Regions from separate parts of the Homo sapiens genome. Here region 2 is linked to region 1. Evidence: read pairs that join two places in POLR2A ChIA-PET (ENCODE). Cell type or tissue: OCI-LY7. All regions are shown on one strand.

Region 1 (2,500 bases):
TGGAGTTTCACTCTTGTCGCCCAGGCTGGAGTGCAATGGCCCCATCTTGGCTCACTGCAACCTCGCCTCCCAGATTCAAGCAATTCTCCTGTCTCAGCCTCCAGAGTAGCTGGTATTACAGGTGCCTGCCACTACGCCCGGCTAATTTTAGGTATTTTTAGTAGAGACGAGGTTTCACCAGGAGTCAACCTGGTCTTGAACTCCTGACCTCAGATGATAGCCCCACCTCACTGTCCCAAAGTGCTGGGATTACAGACGTGAGTCACTGCGCAAGCCTTTTTTTTTTTTTTTTTTTAAGATGGAGTTTTGCTCTTGTTACCCAGGCTGCAGTGCAATGGTGTGATCTCACTCAGCTCACTGCAACCTCCACCTCCCGGATTCAAGTGATTCTCCTGCCTCAGCCTCCAGAGTAGCTGGGATTACAGGTGCCTGCCACCACACCCGGCTAATTTTTTTGTATTTTTAGTAAAGACAGTGTTTCACTGTGCTGGTCAAGCTGGTCTTGAACTTGTGACCTCAGGTGATCCACCTGCCTCGGACTCTCAAAGTGCTGGGATTACAGATGTGAGCCACCGTGCCTGGCCTTATCAGAATCTTAAAACACAAAGGTTTTTTAAGAAGCTCATGATCACTCCAGAGCACAGGCCTGGAACTCCAAGTCCATCTCCATCTCCCATCTGAACCCTTGGGAAGAACAAGCAGCTGTAGAGGTACCCATTTTCAACTCACAGAATAATCTCCTTTTTCTCCAATCCTCACCCTATTGCCTGCTCCCAAACCACCAAATAAACCTTCTTTGAATGTCCTACTACCACAAGGACAAAAATCTGATGGATTCTCTTGAAGGTAATGCTTCCAAAGCACAGACATTTGACAAGAAACCATTTTCAAACTATGTATCTTGTTCTTTGCACTCCGGTAGTTATTGTCTGCCAGTTTAGAAACACCACTGACCCTCACACCAGAACTACTTTCCAAAAGCTGTATTACAGAGAATTATTATAGTTACAGGTACAGATCAACCTTAGTCAATTCTGTATAAACGTTCAACAATTAGCCAAGCACAATTTGAATACACTGTACTGCTAATCAGATTAACTTTCCCCCATATATCCTAGACAAGAGGGTAAAACTCTCTTACTAAGGCAGCCTGGGGCCAGACACAGTGGCTTATGACTACAATCCCAATACTTTGGGAGGCTGCGGAGGGGAGGATTGCTTGAACCCAGGAGTTAGAAGCCAGCCTGGGCAACACTGCAAGACCTCATCTCTACAGAAAAAATTTTTGTAATTAGCTGGGCGGTGCACACCTGCTACTCATGAGGCTGAAGCAGGAGGATCACTAGGGCCTGCGAGGTCAAGCCTTCACTGAGCTATGATTGTGCCACTGCACTCCAGCCTGGGTGACACAGCAAGACCCTGTCTCTTAAAAAAAAAAAAAAAAAATGGCAGCCCAATACCCCCACAGGCCCTCAGAGCCTTCACCCAAGCTGTATACATGAGAGACAGAGAAGAAGCATACTCCCTTAACTCACTGCCATCTTCCACACCCACGTCATCTCCACGTCCATGGCGCTCCCAGATAGACTGTGGTACGACAGCCAAAGCATTCGTTCCCTCACAAACCACCCCAGATGCTTCCTTGAAAGCTCCCCTGGTGCCACTACTAGAATCTCATCTCGAGACCAGCCAACAGCTCCGTAAAAAGGGGATGAAGTAGAAAGCTGAGGTCTGTGGTTTCATTCTTGAGAAACCCTCAGCTATCCACAGGGATCTGATTCCACTGCCATTTAGAGTGACTCTGGCTTCTGCCAACACCAGCTCCCTTTGAATCCAAATTAAACCTCTCACAGATTTCCTGTGACACCAGCCTTACAGCAAAGCCTCCCAATGGCTACAGTCATGCAAACAAGCCCTGCCCAGACCTTCCTGGATCTCCTCTGAATGAACAACCAAGTTGCCTTGGCTGTTCAGAAGATAACACTGACTAAAGGCACAGCAGGTTTTACGTACTCCATTTCCTAGGGCTCCTCCCTCACATCCTTCATCACTCATTTTTCTTTATTATTTTTTTTTTCAGAGATAGGGTCTTGCTATGTTGCCCAGGCTGGTCTCGAACTCCTGGGCTCAAGCGATCCTCCTGCCTCGGCCTCCCAAAATGCTGAGATCACAGGAGTGTGCCACCGCGCCCGGCCTGTAGATCAAAATCTACAACTCATGGGTAGGAAGAAAGTTACCAATGCTGACTGCCCTGACTTATCATTATAATCTAAACAGAGCTATTTATTTACTAATTACATTCTTGGTTTTATAGCCCTGGCCAGAAAAGGTTTGTTTATTCATTAAAAAAAAAAAAAAAAGTTAATTTATAAAGAAAATAAAATCTACAAGGTTAGCCTTAGGAAGACTTTTGGTCATGGTGTCATGCCAGCCCCTAATTTAATGAAGCAACTGTGACCTAGAAAACAAAGTGACGTAGGGTCACATGTTAGGGTGCACA
Region 2 (2,500 bases), 76 kb before region 1:
TTAAACAACTTCTCTTTCTGTTACCAGGTCCTCTAATGCATGGCCAGGTCCAACGGCTTCTCAAAGTACATTCTATAGTCTCTGTAGGTCACATGGTCTCTGTTGCAACAACCCAACTCTGCCATCATAGCACAAAAGCAACCATCAATGTAAACAGATAAACGTGGCTGGGCTTCAGTAAGACCTTATTTGCAAAAACATTATCCATAGTTCACTGCCCACTGCCCTACAGCTCCAATACTGGTACCCAGGACTGAGACTCACAACTCCCAGTTTTAGGAAACTTAAAAACCAGAGAAGGAGTTTTCAGGGTTAAGGGATTTGGGCTGGGTCCTGTGGGATGGGTGGGGTGTGGATGATGGCCTAAGTCAAGTGCTCCAAGGTCGAAAAGGAAGACCCCCATTGGGGGATACAGACACGGACTAGAGTAAGTTACCCCATCCGTAATAAGAACACATACCTGGTTGGGCTGCACCTACCATCACTGCCTTGAGTAATCATGGCATACATGCAGCTCACTCCCCACCCCGGGTCTTAGTTTCCTCATCTATAAATTAGGTGCTGAGATGAAATCATCCCAAAGGCCCATCATTCTATGCTTTGGGAACGTGTGATTACAGATTAATTAGAATACATGGGTCCTCATGTCTCCAACTCCTTCACAGTTTCAACACAGCCAGCTTTCTGTTCTAGGCCAGTACCACCCATGTGTGGGGTCAGTGAGAAACACATTATTGTGCTTTCAAAGGGGAGCCCTTACTTGGCTGACATGGACATTGGAGTCAGACAGACCCGAGTCTGAGTCTTGTTTCAATTTCTCAGCTGTGTGGACTTGGGCAAAATACATAACTGCTCTGAGCTTCAAATTTTTCATCCATAAAATGGGAGTGAATTAATAATACCTGCTTCACAAGATTGTTGTGAGGATTAAAGGAGATAATATTGTGCTTGCTTGGCACATGGTAACAGTTCAATAAATATCAGCTCTCGGGCCAGGTGCAGTGGTTCACACCTATAATCCCAGCACTTTGGAAGGCAGAGGATCACCTGAGGAGTTTGAGACCAGCCTAGTCAACATGGTGAAACCTGTCTCTGCTAAAAATACAAAAAATTAGCTGGGCATGGTGACAGGTGCCTATAATCCCAGCTACTTGGGAGGCTGAGGCAGGAGAATCGCTTGAACCCAGGAGGTGGAGGTTGCAGTGAGCCGAGATCACGCCACTGCACTCCAGCCTGGGCAACAGAGCGAGACTCCATCTCAAAATAAAATTAAAAAAAAAAAAAATCAGCTCTTGTTATTATGATGGCAACAAAATATTAAATAGCCAGCTTTCCTTGACACTGAGCTCCAAACCATTCAGTGCCTGCCTGATGGAATAGGTACTTGTCAAATTGTGAAATCATGCAGATTTCATCTAAAAAAATTGCACATGACTATTTGTTTTCCATAGTCTGATGTTAATTTCCTTGGTCCAAAAGAAGCGTTTTGTCTCAGATGCACTAAGATAGAGGTGGAAATGGAAGGATCGAAATAGAACAAAGCAAAGAGCCAGCCACTGGAGTAGTGCCAAGAAGGACATGGGACTTTGAGAAAGCTACTTGCTTTGAGTCATGTCTTCGTGCACACTGAGAGATGCTCCGGCCGGTATGGCAGTCCAGGGCTTCCTAGAGAGGTCCTGCCCCAAAGGGCTTACCACCTGCCACCTCCTTCCTTAAGGAGGAGAGGCCCTGACCCCGATACTGCAAGGGAGCAGGACAGGGCAACAGCCTGACTTAGAGAATAAAGCTGGAGTGGGCAGAGGTGGATAAGAGAAGGGTCTCCCTGGCTGGGGCAGCTGGGCCTCTGAGGCCACTGTTCTCTCACGGATCCTTGAGCTCATGGTGGGAACTGGAGCGGATATGGTCCACTTCCTCATCACCAAAAGATACTTGTAACTTTATAGAGAGGTGGCCTAGAGTTGGTACTCCTCATCAAGCTGTCATTCTGTCCAGCATATGCCACGGTCTCCCAGGATCTGGCAGGCTTGAAGGCTTCTCCTGGAAACGGCCTAGGTTTATTTCACTATGAGTGCCCAGTTAATTCCCCGGGGCCCCTGCACACTGGCCTTGCGTTTCTGCCCCCACTGCACAAAATGCCCTCCCCTCCCGCCAAAACTGCCTCCTCCTCTGGACCTGGCTCTGGCTCAACTCCTCAGGGCCCAGCTGCCCCTAAAGGAGGAAGGAGAGAGGGAAAGAGGGAGGGATGAGAGAGGAAGAGAGAGGGATGGAGAGAGAGAGGGGAAGAAAGAGAAGGAAAGAAAGAGGGAGAAAGAGAAAGGGAGGGAGGGAGGGAGGGAGAAAGGGAAAGGGAGGGAGGGAGGCAGGAAGACAGGGAGAGAGGTAAAAAGAGAGGGAGGAAGGGAGGAGGGAAAGGATGAGAGGGAGAGGGAGGGAAGGAGAAAGAGGGGAAGGAAAGAGGAAGGGAGGGAAAAACGGTGAGAGAGAGAAGGAAAAAAAGGGA

The links. Peaks named below come from ENCODE experiments on the same cell type or tissue, not always from the same donor. Only the 100,000 strongest peaks of a DNase experiment are listed, where the experiment ranks them.
Region 2: POLR2A ChIA-PET joins it to region 1 with 5 read pairs; 2 of 35 experiments call an interaction of 5 or more read pairs at or near these places.

What each region holds. Positions count from the first base shown.
Region 1 is chr14:89,433,946-89,436,445 of GRCh38, forward strand. It overlaps a transcript of FOXN3 not described here. Among named protein-coding and RNA genes, the nearest start is that of FOXN3-AS1, 18 kb to the left of the region's middle. In OCI-LY7, no CTCF peak of the experiment used is centred here; no DNase peak of the experiment used is centred here; H3K27ac peaks cover 611 bases.
Region 2 is chr14:89,358,036-89,360,535 of GRCh38, forward strand. The region is part of intron 2 of FOXN3 (forkhead box N3); the gene reads right to left. The region is part of intron 1 of FOXN3-AS3 (FOXN3 antisense RNA 3); the gene reads left to right. Among named protein-coding and RNA genes, the nearest start is that of FOXN3-AS3, 9.0 kb to the left of the region's middle. In OCI-LY7, no CTCF peak of the experiment used is centred here; no DNase peak of the experiment used is centred here.